Regions from separate parts of the Homo sapiens genome. Here region 2 is linked to region 1. A link is an interaction called in ENCODE POLR2A ChIA-PET data of the cell type or tissue named here. Cell type or tissue: GM12878. All regions are shown on one strand.

The links. ChIA-PET counts read pairs that join two places held together with the same protein. Peaks named below come from ENCODE experiments on the same cell type or tissue, not always from the same donor. Only the 100,000 strongest peaks of a DNase experiment are listed, where the experiment ranks them.
Region 2: POLR2A ChIA-PET joins it to region 1 with 12 read pairs; 4 of 35 experiments call an interaction of 5 or more read pairs at or near these places.

Annotation. Positions count from the first base shown.
Region 1 is chr10:92,478,192-92,486,191 of GRCh38, reverse strand. IDE (insulin degrading enzyme) reads left to right here. Exons shown (of 25, transcript NM_004969.4): 14 at 2,855-2,937; 15 at 6,771-6,915. Among named protein-coding and RNA genes, the nearest start is that of IDE, 92 kb to the left of the region's middle. In GM12878, no CTCF peak of the experiment used is centred here; no DNase peak of the experiment used is centred here.
Region 2 is chr10:92,599,834-92,607,833 of GRCh38, reverse strand. KIF11 (kinesin family member 11) reads right to left here. Exons shown (of 22, transcript NM_004523.4): 2 at 1,437-1,569; 3 at 1,118-1,215; 4 at 597-675. Among named protein-coding and RNA genes, the nearest start is that of KIF11, 11 kb to the right of the region's middle. In GM12878, no CTCF peak of the experiment used is centred here; no DNase peak of the experiment used is centred here; H3K4me3 peaks cover 1,474 bases; H3K27ac peaks cover 730 bases.

The DNA.
Region 1 (8,000 bases):
TTTTTAGTAGAGACAGGGTTTCACCATGTTAGCCAGGCTGGCCTCGAACTCTTGACCTCAGGGGAGCCACCTGCCTCGGCCTCCCAAAGTGCTGGGATTAGAGGCATGAGCCACCACGCCGGACCCGTTTTTCTTTAAAAATGACATTTTAAAGAGTTTTATATTAGCTTATGCAAAGAGAAAGTTCATTTACCTCAGCTGTTTTTTATGTATTGTTTATCTTATCTTATCTTATTTATTTATTTATTTATGGAGACAGGGTCTCTCTGTTGCCCAGGCTGGAGTGCAGTGGTGGGATCATAGCTCACTGCAGCCTCAAACTCCTGGGTTCAAACCATCTTCTGGCCTCAGCCTCCTAAGTAGCTGGATTACAGACGCACACCACACCCAGCTAGTTTGTTTTTAATTTTTTGTAGAGATGGGATCTTGCTATGTTGCCTGGGCTGGTCTAGAACTCCTGGCCTCAAGTGATCCTCCCCCTTCAGCCTCTCAAGTAGCTGGAATTATAGGTGTGAGCTACCATATCCGACTTTTGCTGTTTGTTTTAAATAGGCCTTCCCAGAGCAAACTAACGAGAACATTAAACCATTTATATCTCTTCCCAGAGTTTCAAGGTAGTTTCAAGTGACTAAAGCCATTCTTAGCATAGCATGAGTGAAGTGGAGAGGCAAGATAAGTAGCTTATTTGTTCATCCTTGGCCATGTTGGTTATCCATGGTTGCATATTAAATTATTCCAAAATTTAGCAGCTTAAAACCACAACATTTAAGTTAGGCCAGATGCAGTGGCTCACGCCTGTAATCCCAGCACTTTGGGAGGCTGAGGCGAGTGGATCATGAGGTCAGGAGTTCGAGACCAGCCTGACCAAAATGGTGAAGCCCCGTCTCTACTAAAAAAAATTAGCTGGGCGTGGTGGCGCGTGCCTTATCCCAGCTACTCAGGAGGCTGAGGCAGGAGAATCGCTTGAACCCAGGAGGTGGAGATTGTGGTGAGCCGAGATCACGCCATTGCACTCCAGCCTGGGTAACAAGAGCGAAACTCTGTCACAAAAAAAAAAAAAAAAAAAGAAAGAAAGAAAGAAAGAAAAAGAAACAACCCACAACAATTATTATCTCACACAGTTTTTTTTCCTTTTTTTAAAAGACTCGCATTCCATTGCCCAGGCTGGGGTGAAGTGGTGCAGTCATGGCTCACTGTAGCCTTGGCCTCCTGGGCTAAAGTGATCCACCCACCTCAGCCTCTTGTGTACGTAGGACTACAAGCACCCACCACCACGCCCAGCTAATTGTTCAATATTTTTGTAGAGGTGGGATCTCACTATGTTGCCCAGGCCGATCTCAAACTCCTAGGCTCAAGCGATCCTGCCTCAGCCTTCCAAATTTCTGGGATTATAGGCATGAACCATCATGCCTGGTTTCTCACACACAGTTTCTTTTTTTCTTTCTTTCTTTTTTTTTTTGAGACAGAGTCTCTCTCCGTTGCCTAGGCTGGAATGCAGTGGTGCAATCTCAGCTCACTGCAACCTCTGCCTCCCAGGTTCAAGCTATTCTCATGCCTCAGCCTCCTAAGTAACTGGGATTATAGGCATGTGCCACCATGCCCAACTAATTTTTGTATTTTTAATAGAGACAGGGTTTTGCTGTTTTGGCCAGGCTGATCTCGAACTCCTGGCCTCAAGTCATCTGCCTGCCTTGGCCTCCCAAAGTGCTGGGATTACAGGTGTGAGCTGCTGCACCGTATCTCACACACAGTTTCTTTGTTTTGTTTTGTTTTTTGAGATGGAGTCTTGCTCTGTTGCCCAGGCTGGAGTGCAGTGGCATGATCTCGGCTCACTGCAACCTCTGCCTCCCGAGTCCTGGTTCAAACTATTCTCCTGCCTCAGTCTCCTGAGTAGCTGGGACTACAGGCACGAGCCACCACACCCTGCTCATTTTTGTATGATTAGTAGAGACGGGGTTTCACCATGTTGGCCAGGATGGTCTCGAACTCCCGGCCTCATGATCCACCCACCTCGGCATCCCAAAGTGCTGGGATTATAGGAGTGAAGCCACCGCGCCTGGCCCTCACACAGTTTCTGAGGAGGGTCAGGAATCCAGCAGTGACTTAGTTGGGTAGTTCTGGCTCAGGGCTTGTCGTGAGGTTATAGTCAAGCTGTTGGCCAAGGTTTCAGTCATCTGAAGGTTCAGCCAGGGCTGGAGAATTCTCTTCCAAGTTCAGTTATGTGGTTGTTGGCCAGCCTTAATTTTTCACCACATGGACCTCTCTGTAGAGTTGCTTGACATGGCAGCAGGCTTCCCCCAAAGTGAGTGATCCAGGAGGGAAAGTGAGTGATCAGGATGCAAGCCGCGGTGTCTTTTATAATGCAGTCTCAGAGGTATACCATTAATTCTGTCATATTTTGTTAGTAAGGCAGACCAACCCTGGTGTAGTGTGGGAGGGGACCACCCAAGGCTGTGAATCTCAGCAGGCAAGGATTGTTGTGGGCCACCCTGGAAGCTGGCTGCCATACGCTTGCAAGGGACTTCTGCCTCTGCCTTCCTCCTAGTGTCCAGAAAGACGAAGACAGGACAGTTGGTATTGGCTTCTCTGATCTGTCTCTTCCTTCACTGTACCCCCATCTCCCTAATACAGGGGAAATAGAAGGCAGATTTCACTCTGCTACAGGAGTCTGCAGTCTTTGTCTCCAGCTTCCTACCTGCTGACTCTTGAGTATGCTTCAAGGCCCATGGGACAGCAACTCCAGAACAAAACTCTAACTATTGCTTCTGTCCTCCTCCTCTTGAAGAGTGATTTGATTGAACATTTTTGCTGAATGCGCCTCTATTTCCCTAACCAAATTGTTTCTCCATCACAGGATACAGCTATGAGCAAACTTTGGTTCAAACAAGATGATAAGTTTTTTTTGCCGAAGGCTTGTCTCAACTTTGAATTTTTCAGGTATGTAAGATGAATCTAGCTTATAAAGCTTATAAAAATCAACAATTACGTTTCCAGGAGTTGTCTGTTCTTCTTAAACATCCATGTCTAGAAATAAAAGGAATTAGAGTTATTTCACCTAGAAAAGGAGAGGCTGAAAAAAATAAATAAATAAAAGTAAAGAAAAGGAGAGGTTGGCCGGGCACGGTGGCTCACGCCTGTAATCCCAGCACTTTGGGAGGCTGAGGCGGGCGGATCATGAGGTCAGGAGAGTGAGACCATCCTGGCTAACACGGTGAAACCCCGTCTCTACTAAAAATACAAAAAATTAGCCGGGCATGGTGGTGGGTGCCTGTAGTCCCAGCTACTCAGGAGGCTGAGGCAGGAGGATGCAGTCAGCTGAGATCGCACCGCTGCACTCCAGCCTGGGCGACAGAGCCAGACTCTGTCTCAAAAAAAAAAGAAAAGAAAAAAAAGGAGAGCTGTTGCTGTTAAGAGGTATTTTAAAAACCAGTGTTGTTAATTCTTTTTTTTTTTCTTTCCCCATTAATGAGTATGCCCTTTAGCTGAAATGATTTATGTTAGCTATTGTTAGGATGACCTTCTTAGCCTTCAGGGTTTTGGATTCTGAGGAGGCCGTAGATTTACCCAGAAGAAGACTCATTGAAGAAAGAATAAATAATTTGGGGTGTTTTTATTGCTTTGGCTTTGTATTCCTGGAACTTGTCTAGAAGAGGAGGTACTAGTTACTAAATGATCCTGAGTCTTGTTTTGTCCTTTGTCTGGAACCCTTAGATACTGCTTCCTCTATTTCTGGCTTGATTACTTAAACATTACTAATAAAAAGGGAGAAGATGTTTAGTAAAATTTATGAATAATGCTATTGCAGTAATTTCTCAGTGCACCTTCAATTCATCTTTGTCTTCCTTTACTTATTTGTGTGTTAATCACCTGTTTCAGATTTTACTTTGTGAGTTTATACTTCATAATTTTATATTTCTAAAATTCAGTGGTTTGTAAGATAAGCCTATCATGGTTTATTTGTTCAGTAATGTTCAATATGATAATCAGCTTTTTCATTAATTTTTATTCAGTTGGCTTGACATGAAATTAGAGGTAGATAAGGTTTAAATGCTTTGGAAAGAGGGAAAGGAATTTGATTTTCCATCAACAAATATGTTGAGATTATAGTGATTATAAATATTGTGGTTTTATTGCATGAGATTCACAGATTATCTAGAACTGTGCAGAGATTTTTTATTGTTTACACCAAAGATGGGCTGTCAGGTTGTGGCTTATTATTGGTAAAGGGCATTACAAAGCTGCTTTTTATTTTTTGATATTTGAGAGTGATATTTTTAACACTCTAAGCAGCTTGTCACCACTTTTCCATTTGGCCTCTATGATGATGAATTTCTTTAGACTACCCTTTGAGAGACCATTTTACATTTTTGTGTTCTCTAAACTGCCTAGCGCATTTCCTAGAACTGAAAATGTCTGCCTCCCACACAAATCCCTCCCTCTGGTCTGTCTTCCTAGAGGTAACCACTGTTCTGTTTCTTGTACATTTTAATTGAAATTTTCATGTGTGTGTCTATATCCTTTCCATCTTTTCAGAAATAAGATTATATTATGTGTAGTTAGCTATGGTTTTTAAAACCCTGTGATCCATATTTAAGCATATAGTATCTGGTTACAAAATAACGTATTTTTAAAATTAACACATGAACCAGAATTTAGGTATCCCAGTTGAATCCTATTCTCTTTTAAAAGTTAGTTTAGGGTCTTCTCCACTTCACCAGCACAGCTGCTGTGGATACAGCTGTTTTTGTTGTTCTCTTTTTTTAGGAGACAGAGTCTTCCTCTGTCACCCAAGGCTGGAGTGCAGTTACTGCAGCCTCAAATTCTTGGGCTCAAGTGATCCTCCCACCTCAGCCTCCTGAGTAGCTGGGACTACAGGCGTATGCCACCTTGCCAGGCTGGATGTAGCATTTTAGGACACTCCTTGGAATTATTTTCTGAGCCTGAGCCATAGTGCTTTGAGACCCAAAACTTGGATTTTCTGGCTTTTCACTTCCACCTGAGAAAGGTGCATAGTTGCCTGTGGGGCCGACCTCTGTGATATCCTCTCTTTTGTTTTGATGATTTTGTTTTTGTGAATTGTGCCTTAAGTTTTTGAGCTGCTATTTGCCAAAAGAAGGAAATCTGTCATCATGTATCATACCTTAAAAAATTTAATGGCAGAACATTTATTCAGATTTTCCAGTTGGAGAATATTTGGATAGCTGTAGAACTTTGTCTTTGATTTTAATTCTCTAAGTGACTACACATTTTATCCCTATTTTTGCTTTTTTATCAGCTTTGATAAAATTGTTGGCTTTTGGCTGGGTGCGATAGCTCACACCTGTAATCCTAACATTTTGGGAAGCCGAGGCAGGAAGATCGCTTGAGCCTAGGAGTTCGAGACCAGCCTGGACAACACAGTGAGACCTTGACTCAACTTTAAAAAACAAAATGTTGACTTTGTTATCAGTACATTAGTTATATTTACTGTGCTACAAGTAGAGTGAAACTTTTAATTTGCTGCCAAACAAGCCAAGCAGGCACCTGCCTCAGGCCTTTAGCAGTAGCTATTTCTTCAGCCTGGGAAGTTCTCCACTCCACCCCTTAGATATCCCCAGGGCTCACTCCCTTGCCTCCTTCAGGTCTGAGTCCAGATGTCACATTGTAAGAGTGGCCTTGACTGGCCATCTTATGTAAAGCAGCAGTCTTTCTTCCCTGCTGCCATCACCCCATCATTCCCTATTCCCCTTACCCTGCTTAATTTTACCCCATAGCACTGTCACCAACTAATATGTCAAATTTAAATTTATTATTATGTGTCCCCTCTAGCTAGATTATCAACTCTGAGGTCAGGGAATTTGCCTGATTTGTTCACTCTTTATTTCCAGTGCCTAGAGAAGAGCCTGGCACTGTAGTAAGCATATAATACATATTTGTTGAATGAGTGAGACCTTTACTTTCTTCTGATAAAAGGTAAGCAAGGTTGTATAGTCAAAGGAGCAGGTCATTTAACTTGCATTTGAATCCCAGCTCTGCTGCCACGAACTCAGGGGACCTGAAGAAAATTATGTTTCTTATCTGGGAAATGAAGTTTAGTTGATCACTGTGGTGGTTTAGTTCTTGTACTCTATAATTCTTTCTTCTTTGTTCTTTCTCATTAAAATATTTTTCTATTTTATTTTTCCCTAGTTTTGGCTGCTGTTATATGATAGAAATTATCAATTATTTTACTGACAGTTCTCTAGCTTTACTGTTTTGGGGAAAACTCAGGGATAAGCTAACATTTTCACAGGTCTCAATTTTTCTAAGTTCATGTAATTACCACAGACACATTTCCCAGTCCTTTATTCCTGTCCACCAAGGATGTGACTTTATTGGAGAGAGAGGGAAGACATGCAAATGCTGTATCTGTTCTGTCGGCCGTGCTCCTCCCATTAGCCTAAGCACAGCCATGCATTTTGGCCCGTTCCCACTGCTCACATACCCTGCATTTCTAACTTGTCAGTTCTGCCACACCATCTGGGGTAGGCAGTTCCTTCTCCTTCTTCACTACTACCAGTGCGCACGCACACACGCACGCATGCACACACACACACACACACTCACACACACTTCAGGCTTCTTTTTCAGACATCTTCTTTTTTTTCCTCATAAGAAATAGCCTCAAGAATTCAACCATATCCTCAGGAAATCATATTAACCGGTGTTCAATATCTTGATCCATCTCAAAAGGCCATATCACATTGAGAAGTAATAAAATCAGCTATTTTACTGTCAACATTTTCTTCCAGCCCATTTGCTTATGTGGACCCCTTGCACTGTAACATGGCCTATTTGTACCTTGAGCTCCTCAAAGACTCACTCAACGAGTATGCATATGCAGCAGAGCTAGCAGGCTTGAGCTATGATCTCCAAAATACCATCTATGGGATGTATGTAAGTACCCACGCCTTAGAGCCTTCCACTCATCAACATTTTTTATATTGATTTGATGGAAGCATTTTTTGATTGAGGGTGTGAGTTTAATTTCTTTTTTTTTTAATCTTTATGGCTAATCATATTTTCTCATTTAATTTTTAAGTTAGCTTTTATTCTAAGTGTTCAACTACATACCATTCATATTATGCAAATTTTCCTTGATTTCTTTTTTTTTAAACGTCTTTCATCAGAATGTCATATTTTTCTACTCAAACAAAATTGGACCCTGATTTAGGTTTAGCTCTTACCCATTCTGTATTTGAAATCTTGGTCTTTGGCAAAGGAAAATGAAGTCTTCCTTTTGTAAAACCTAAGGTTGGCATATACTATTTCCCTAGAAATCCAGATCATGAGGCTGCATATCCATACTCTTCGGTCATGTTTCTTCATTACCATGCCACTGCTTGAGGTATCAAAGCATTTCTTTTGTTTTTCTTTTTGTTAGTCGCTACATTTATGCTGATCCTCTCCATTGCAACATGACATACCTGTTTATCAGGTTATTGAAGGATGATTTAAAAGAGTATACATATGCAGCACGCCTCTCAGGTTTGAGCTATGGCATTGCATCAGGAATGAATGCAATACTTGTAAGTAAAATGAAAACCAAAGAAAAGGCACCACCCCGTTTAAGCATTATGTTGAGCTTGGGAAAACTATTAACTTCGCATTTTTAAACAAGAAAGTTAATGGTTTTTTTCCTTGCATCTTTTTGATGATCAAAGAACTCAAATTAGTGTTAGTTCCACTAATGAATGATTTAATAAAGTTTAGTGCATCTTGTGAACATGTATGTGTGCTACGTTTATTTGCATGCTCTTCTGCCTGAGATGTTTAACATATTAATCCTGAAAGCATATTGTTCTTTCTATATAATTGAGTATATTAACATCCGTAAGTAGAAGATATCCATAGTTGTTGTGGTGATTGAATTTTACTTATAAATAGGCACCCTTTATTTCTGCAGACAGTAGTATAAAGTTTCTATGTTCAGATACATCTGACATTTTAATTTAAAACTTATTTTGTAGCATGCACCATTA
Region 2 (8,000 bases), 120 kb before region 1:
TACTAAATTTAAAACTAAACTTTTTTTTAAAAGTTTTAACACTTCAGCTCTAGTTCAACTTGTCTTGGTCTTCTTTCAACTTTCTTCCAGTATTGGTTCTCTCTCTTAGTTATTAAACTCACTTAAATTCATGGAAATCTTTGTAAAACATAGTATATGCTTTCTGCAATATTAAACAATACATTCATCTTAATTTCTTGAACACTTAGGATCATCATGAATAAAGTACTATACTTCCCCTGGCCATGCTAACTTTCTGAGACCCATTCCTTCAATACAAAGCCCTCCCTGCCTTCAAGCTTCACTCATATTCCAACTTTTCTACAATATTCTGCTCCAACCATTCTGTCATAAATAGACTCCTCTTTTATCATATAACTGTGCCATATATATTGGTCCTTCCTCTTCCATTGAGGCTGTTTCTTAAACAGGAGTCATACCATGCACTTTAATTTTACTGTAGTAGTGGTTTATCCTAAGTTCATTTTGACATAGGTACTCTGATCTCTATTCCAAGACAGAGGCCCTCAAACAAGTTTTATACAGTTAAATTTCAGTCACATTAGAGATAAAAGTATGTTATAAACAATAAATACCTCTTCCCAGGTATACTCTTCATTAGGTGACCTTTCACCTTCCATTGTAAAAGTTTTTCCAGTGCCAGTTTGGCCATACCTGTAAAGATTAACAAGTGTTAAATCAAAAAGAAACATGCACCCATATGACTCTTAGTGATAGACTAGAAAAACAAAAAACAAGCCAGGCACAGTGGCTCAAGCCTATAATCCCAACACTTTGGGAGGCCGAGGTGGGCGGATCACCTGAGGTCCGGAGTTCGAGACCAGCCTGGCCAACACAGTGAAACCACGTCTCTACTAAAAATACAAAAATTAGCGGGCATGGTGGCAGGCAGCTGTAATCCCAGCTACTTGGGAGGCTGAAACAGGAGAATTGCTTGAACCCAGGAGGCAGAGGCTGCAGTGAGCCGAGATCGCGCCATTGCACTCCAGCCTGGGCAACAAGAGTGAAACTCCGTCTCAAAAAACAAACAAACAACAACAAAAAACACAAGCATTTAAGCTTTTTCATAAATCAGAAAAAACACCCTTTTACTTACGCAAAGATAGTGCAATTATAGCCCATAATAACTTCATCCAGAATTGGACAAACAACACTTCGGTAAACATCAATCTGTTTAGTAGATGCTCCAAACACCTAACGAAAAAAATTAAAAAAAAAAAAATCAACCTCAAAATTACTCATTTTAATAATTTTGTTTTTCGTATGTTAACTAATTCATAATTCAGCCCACTAGAAGCCATCTGACAATTCAGAGACAACTGAAATTTCTAAGTATACACCATTTTCCAGGTAAAATATGTATATTAAAATTATTTTACATTAGTGGATAATAAAGAAATTGCACCATATGTTACCATATCAAAAGTGTATGTTTTCCTTGAGCTCTTGTCAGCCAATCCTCCAGTTCGTACACTAACTTCTTTTCGTACAGGATCACATTCTACTATTGAATGGGCGCTAGCTTTCCGCTCTGCCAAATTAAATGGTCTATAAAAAGAAATACACAAAGTCATTCAAGAGCTCTTAGTTCTCAGGTTATCAATGACATTTTCACTAACTACATTTGTCAAGAAAAATGCGAAATTTTGACCACATTGTTGGTGATGGAGATTAAATCAGGACTAAGTGATATTGCTAAAGCAGACAGTAAAATTATAAGTGTCTCAAGTTTCACAAATATAATTTTTTAAATGTTCAAAGATATGTTAAGACATTACAATTCTGGCAGCTTCTTAGAGCAGATACGAATAGATTTGTTTTGTTTTGATGGTAGAGATGGGGTCTTGCTGTGTTGCACAGGCTGGTCTCAAACTTCCGGGCTCAAGTGATTATCCCACCTCAGCTTCCCAAGGTGCTAGTATTACAGAAGTGAGACACTGTGCCCAGCCACTAACAGGTTTTAACTTGTAAAAATGCCAAACTTATTTTTCAGAATTCCATTTCTCCTATTCTTAAAATCTGATCAAGGCTGGGCGCAGTGGCTCACGCCTGTAATCCCAGCACTTTGGGAGGCCGAGGCAGGCGGATCACCTGAGGTCGGGAGTTCGAGACCAGCCTGACCAACATGCAGAAACTCTGTCTCTATTAAAAATACAAAAGTAGCTGGGCATGGTGGTGCATGCCTGTAATCCCTGCTACTCGGGAGGCTGAGGCAGGAGAATTGCTTGAACCTGGGAGGTGGAGGTTGCGGTGAGCCAAGATCGCGCCATTGCACTCCAGCCTGGGCAACAAGAGCGAAACTCCGTCTCAAAAAAAAAAAAAAAAAAAAATCCGATCAAATTAGGTTATGATGTAGTAGAAAAAAACATGTCAAATTTGTGTTCAAAATACTAATCTGCCAGTAGATACCTGGCACAAAATAAAAAGTACATAAAAATAATGACTAATAAGTTGAGTACTTACTATGTGCCAGGTACTTATTGTTTCAAGTGCTTTGCATTGTGCTCACTCAGTTTGTCCACACAACACTGTGAGGTTGGTAATATTATTAGCCCCATTTTTAAATGAGTGAATAGACACAGAAGGTCTACACTGCCGACTGGATCAAGAGTCCTCATTCTACGGAAATGCCTGAGTAGGTATTTAGTTGAAATGATTATTTCCTCAGGAAGTCCTTTCTATCCTATGTGCCTCCCCCACCTGCTCCAACCAAGACCACATTAAATGTCTGCTATATATTCCTACAGCACCCTTTATACACCTTTTCTAAACATCACCTCTCTTATCTTTTTTTTTTAATGTGTTACCCACTAAACCTCAGATCACTACAGAAAGAAATACTGTCTAGTTTACTGTTTCCCCAGCAACAACTACCATGCTTAGCACACAGTAGGTTCTTAAATATCTGTTAAACTACATTGCCTAATAAATGTCATCCTAAGAGGAATTATGGGAAAACTAATATCACAGTCCACAGAGTAGCATCAATAAGACAATTATATACTCAATACATGTCTGGGCCAAAGGGAGAGACATAATCTTGACCTGAGTTCATTTTTCCCATTGAGTATCATATATTTTGGAGAAAGTGCCAAACAGGAAATTATTTCCCCCTTATCACTAGATAAACCAAGTTGCTACTTATTTAAGAAGGATACCTCAACTTCCCCTGGCACAGCCCACTCTAAGTATACTTCCAAGTGATCAGAAGACCAAATCTGTGATCCTAGGAAACTTAACTCCCAGGTAGTATCTGGTAATGCTTTCATTTGCCAACTATACTAAAACTTACACAATGCATATAACCAACATGAATGTACAGTATTATTAAAACTTCAACAAAACTAAGGTAGAACCAACTTATACTGAGGTAGGCCAAGAGCATCAAGTGGAGTGAATTGCTCTCATGTGGCTAAAGCTTTTCCAATTAGTCTATTATTTTTGGCATCCCCTAAACTAGTATCTTGCCTGGACGTATAAAATTAAGTTACCAAATGAATACCATTCACATTGTCAGGACTAAGTGATAGGAAATTCATACAGATCACACATTCCTCAAAGTTATCAAAATTCTCAGAGAAGCTTTAGGGACTATGTGTACTCTAAGAAAGAGTACTGCCAAGTCATTAGTTTCCTACCCAGACTTCTCTAACTTATTAGAAATTGCAAAGTTTCGGCTGCTCACACTAACAAATCCATCAATTTGTTGGCTTCACCATAGTTATATAAAAATTCAAACAATCAAAATGGTGAGGGAAGGGAGATTGAGGATTAAAAAAACCTAAGTCCTATCCTGTGGAGAAGTGCTAAATTAACTCATTCCACAAATATTCATCAAGTACTTACTATGTGATAGGTAATTTTCTAGACACTGGAGATACAGCAATGAACAATACAAAGTTAAAGGAAAGAAAAAAACACCAAAATCCTGTGCTCAGGGAGCTTTTAACTTAGTTGAAGGAAGAGATGACTATAAAATGAATAAATATATTAGATGCTGATAAATTAGAAATGAAAATAAAGCAGGCCAGGCACAGTGGCTCACGCCTGTAATCTCAGCACTTTGGGAAGCTGAGGTGGGTGAATCACTTGAGGTCAGGAGTTTGAGATCAGCCTGGCCAACATAGTAAAAACCCATCACTATTAAAAATACAAAAATTAGGCCAGGCACAGTGGCTCACACCTGTAATCCTAGCACTTTGGGAGGCCAAGGTGGGCAGATCACTTGAGGTCAGAAGTTCGAAACTAGCCCTGGCCAATATGGTGAAACCTCATCTCTACTAAAAATACAAAAATTAGCCAGAAATCACTTGAACCTGGGAGATGGAGGCTGCAGTGAGCCGAGACTGTGCCACTACACTCCAGCCTGGGTGAAAGAGTGAGACTCCATCTCAAAAAAAAAAAAATTAGCCAGGCATGGTGGCAGCCACCTACAGTCCCAGCTACTTGGGAGGCTGAAGTGGAGGTTGCGGTGAGCCAAGAATGCGCCACTGCACTCCAGGCCTGGGCAACAGAGCGAGACTCTGTCTCAAAAAAAAAAAAAAAAAAAGAAAAGAAAAGAAAGCAGTTTAAGGGGGATAGGAAGTGTTGAGGGTGGAAGATAGTTGGTTGCTATTTTAGGGTAGTTAGGGAATGCTTCTACGCAGGTGATATTTAAGCAGAACCTAAAAAGCAAGGGAGCCAGGCCCTGTAGATATTTTGGTGGAAAAAATTTTCAGGCAGAGAGAACAGAAATTGCAAAGATTCTGAAGTAAAAGCAGGTAGATGTATTTTTTAAATGTGTGTGTGAAATTAGCCAGGCGTGGTGGCAGGCGCCTGTAATCCCAGCTACTCTGGAGGCTGAGACAGGAGAATCGCTTGAACCGGGAGGCAGAGGTTGCAGTGAGCCGAGATCGCGCCATTGCACCCCAGCCTGGGCAACAAGAGCGAAACTCAGTCTCAAAACAAACAAAAAACCACACACACACACACACACACACACACACACGTGTGTGTGTGTGTGTGTTTAAGTAACCAGGGTTCAAAGACATCACAAGGAAAATTAGAAAATTTTAGAGATTAATGAAAATGAAAATACAACATACCAAAACTTACGGGACACAGCAAAAGCAGTGCTAAGGGGGAAATTTATAGCTATGAATGCTTACATTAAAAAGCAAGAAAGATCTCATATCAACACCCTAACTTTACAACTTAAGGAACTGGAAACAAAAGAACTAGTTATTTGTGTCTTCTCTCTTATTGTTGAAAGAGTATTTTCAACAATTGTATGCCAACAAATCGGATAACCCAGCTGAACAAATTCCTAGAAACACAATACTTACAAAGACTAAATCACAAAGAAATGGAAATTCTGAATGGAGCTATAACCAGTAAAGAGATGGACTCACTAACCAAAAATCTCCTGACAAAGAAAAGCCCTAGATCTGATAGTTTCATAGGTGAATTCTATAAAACATTTCAAGAAGATCTAATACCAGTTCTTCTCAATCTTTTCCCAGAAAAAATCTGGCAAAGGAGAGAACACTTCCCAACTCATTTTGTGAGGCAAGCATTACCCTGATACCAAAGCCAGACAAAGGCAACTACAAGAAAACTACAGATCACTATCCCTTATGAACACTGATAAAAAAAAATCCTCAACAAAATACCAACACATTGAACTGAGCAGCACAAGGATTATACACCATGACCAAGTGGGATTTATTCCTGGAATACAGGGATGGTCCAACATGTAAAAATTGATCAATGTAATATACCACATTAACAGAATGAAGGAAACCACAGAATCATGTCAATCGATGCAGGAAAAGCATGTGACAAAATTCAAAACCCATTAGTCATAAAAATGCTCAACAAACTAGGAATAGAGTGAAACTACCTCAACAAAATAAAAGCAACATATGAAAAACCCACAGCAAACATAATTGATGGTCAAAGACTGAAGAATGTTCCTCTAAAAACAAGAACAGGGCCAGCACAGTGGTTCATGCCTGTAATCACAGCACTATGGGAGGGTAAGAGTAGAGGATCACCCGAAGCCAGGAGTTCAGGATCAGCATGGGAAACATAGCGAGACCCCATCTCTAAAAAAAAAAAAAAAATTATTTTTTTAATTAGCTGGGTGTAGTAGTGTGTCTATAGTCCCAGCTACTCAGGAAACTGAGGCAGGAGGATCTCAAACAAACTAACAAATAAAAGAACAGGAGCAAGACAAGGATGCCCAATGCCCACTTTTGCCACTTCCATTCGACATAATACTGTAAGTTCTAGCTAGAGTAATTAGGCAAGAAAGAAAAACAAGGGCCGGGCATGGTGGCTCACGCCTGTAATCCCAGCACTTTGGAAGGCTGAGGCAGGCGGATCGCGAGGTCAGGAGATCGAGACCAGCCTGGCTAAAACGGCGAAACCCCGTCTCTACTAAAAATACGAGAAAAAAAAAAAATTAGCTGTTTATGGTGGCACATGCCTGTAGTACAAGCTACTCGGAAGGCTGAGGCAGGAGAATCGTTTGAACCCAGGAGGCGTAGGTTGCAGTGAGCAGAGATTGCACCACTGCATTCCAGCCTGGGCAACAGAGCGAGACTCCATCTCAAAAAAAAAAGGAAGAAAAATAAAAATAAAAGGCATCCAAATTGAAAAGGAAAAGGTTGAGGGCCAAGAGCGGTGGCTCATGCCTGTAATCCCAGCACTTTGGGAGGCCAAGGCGGATGGATCACGAGGTCAGGAGTTCAAGACCAGCCTAGCCAAGATGATGAACTCCCATCTCTACTAAAAATACAAAAATTAGCTGGGCGTGGTGGCATGTGCATGTAATCCCAGCTACTTGGGAGGCTGAGGCAGAGAACTGCTTGAACCCAGGAGGCAGAGGTAACAGTAAGCAGAGATGGCGCCACCGCGCTCCAGCCTGGGCGACAGAGCGAGACTCCATCTCAAAAAAAGAAAAAAAGAAAGAAAAGGAAAAAGTAAAATTATCTGTCTGCAGATTATATGATCTTTTATATAGAAAATCTGGCCGGGCGTGGTGGCTCACACCTATAATCCCAGTACTTCAGGAACCCCAAGGGGACTTGAGGTCAGGAGTTTGAGACCAGCCTTGCCAACATAGTGAAACCCTGTCTCTACTAAAACTACAAAAACTTAGCTAGGCATGGGCGCATGCCTGTAGTCCCAGCTACTCGGGAGGCTGAGGCAGGAGAATCGCTTGAACCCAGGAGGCAGAGGTTGCAATGAGCCAAGATTGTGCCACTGCACTCCAGCCTGGTGACAGAGCGAGAGTCTGTCTCAAAAGAAAAAAAAATAGAAAAGAAAGAAAACCCTAAAATTCAGTGGGGCAAAAGGAGCTAGAGCATCAAGAAGAATAGCTAGTGGATGCTGGGCTTAATAGCTAGGTGATGGGTTGATCTGTGCAGCAAACTGTGATGGCACAGGTTTACCTATGTGATAAACCTGCACATCATGCACATGTACCCCAGAACTTAAAAGTTGATGAAAAAAATAATAAAAATAAGGCCAAGTGCAGTGGCTCACGCCTGTAATCCCAACACTTTGGGAGGCCGAAGCGGGCGGATCACGAGGTCAGGAGTTCAAGACCAGCCTGACCAACATGATGAAACCCTATCTCTACTAAAAATACAAAAATTGGCCGGGCATGGTGGCGAGCGCCTATAATCCCAGCTACTCCGGAGGCTGAGGCACAGAATTGCTTGAACCCGGGAGGCGGAGGTTGCAGTGAGCCGAGATCACACCACTGCACTCCCGCCTGGGCAACAGACCGAGATTTCATCTCAAAAAATAATAAATAAATAAATAATAATAATAATAATAAACAGAAGTTCAATAGTTAATTAAAAAAAAAAAAAAGCCAGGCACAGTGGCTCACGGCTGTAATCCCAGAACTTTGGGAGGCTGAGGCAGGTGGATCACGAGGTCAAGAGATCGAGACCATCCTGGCCAACATGGTGAAACCCCGTCTCTAC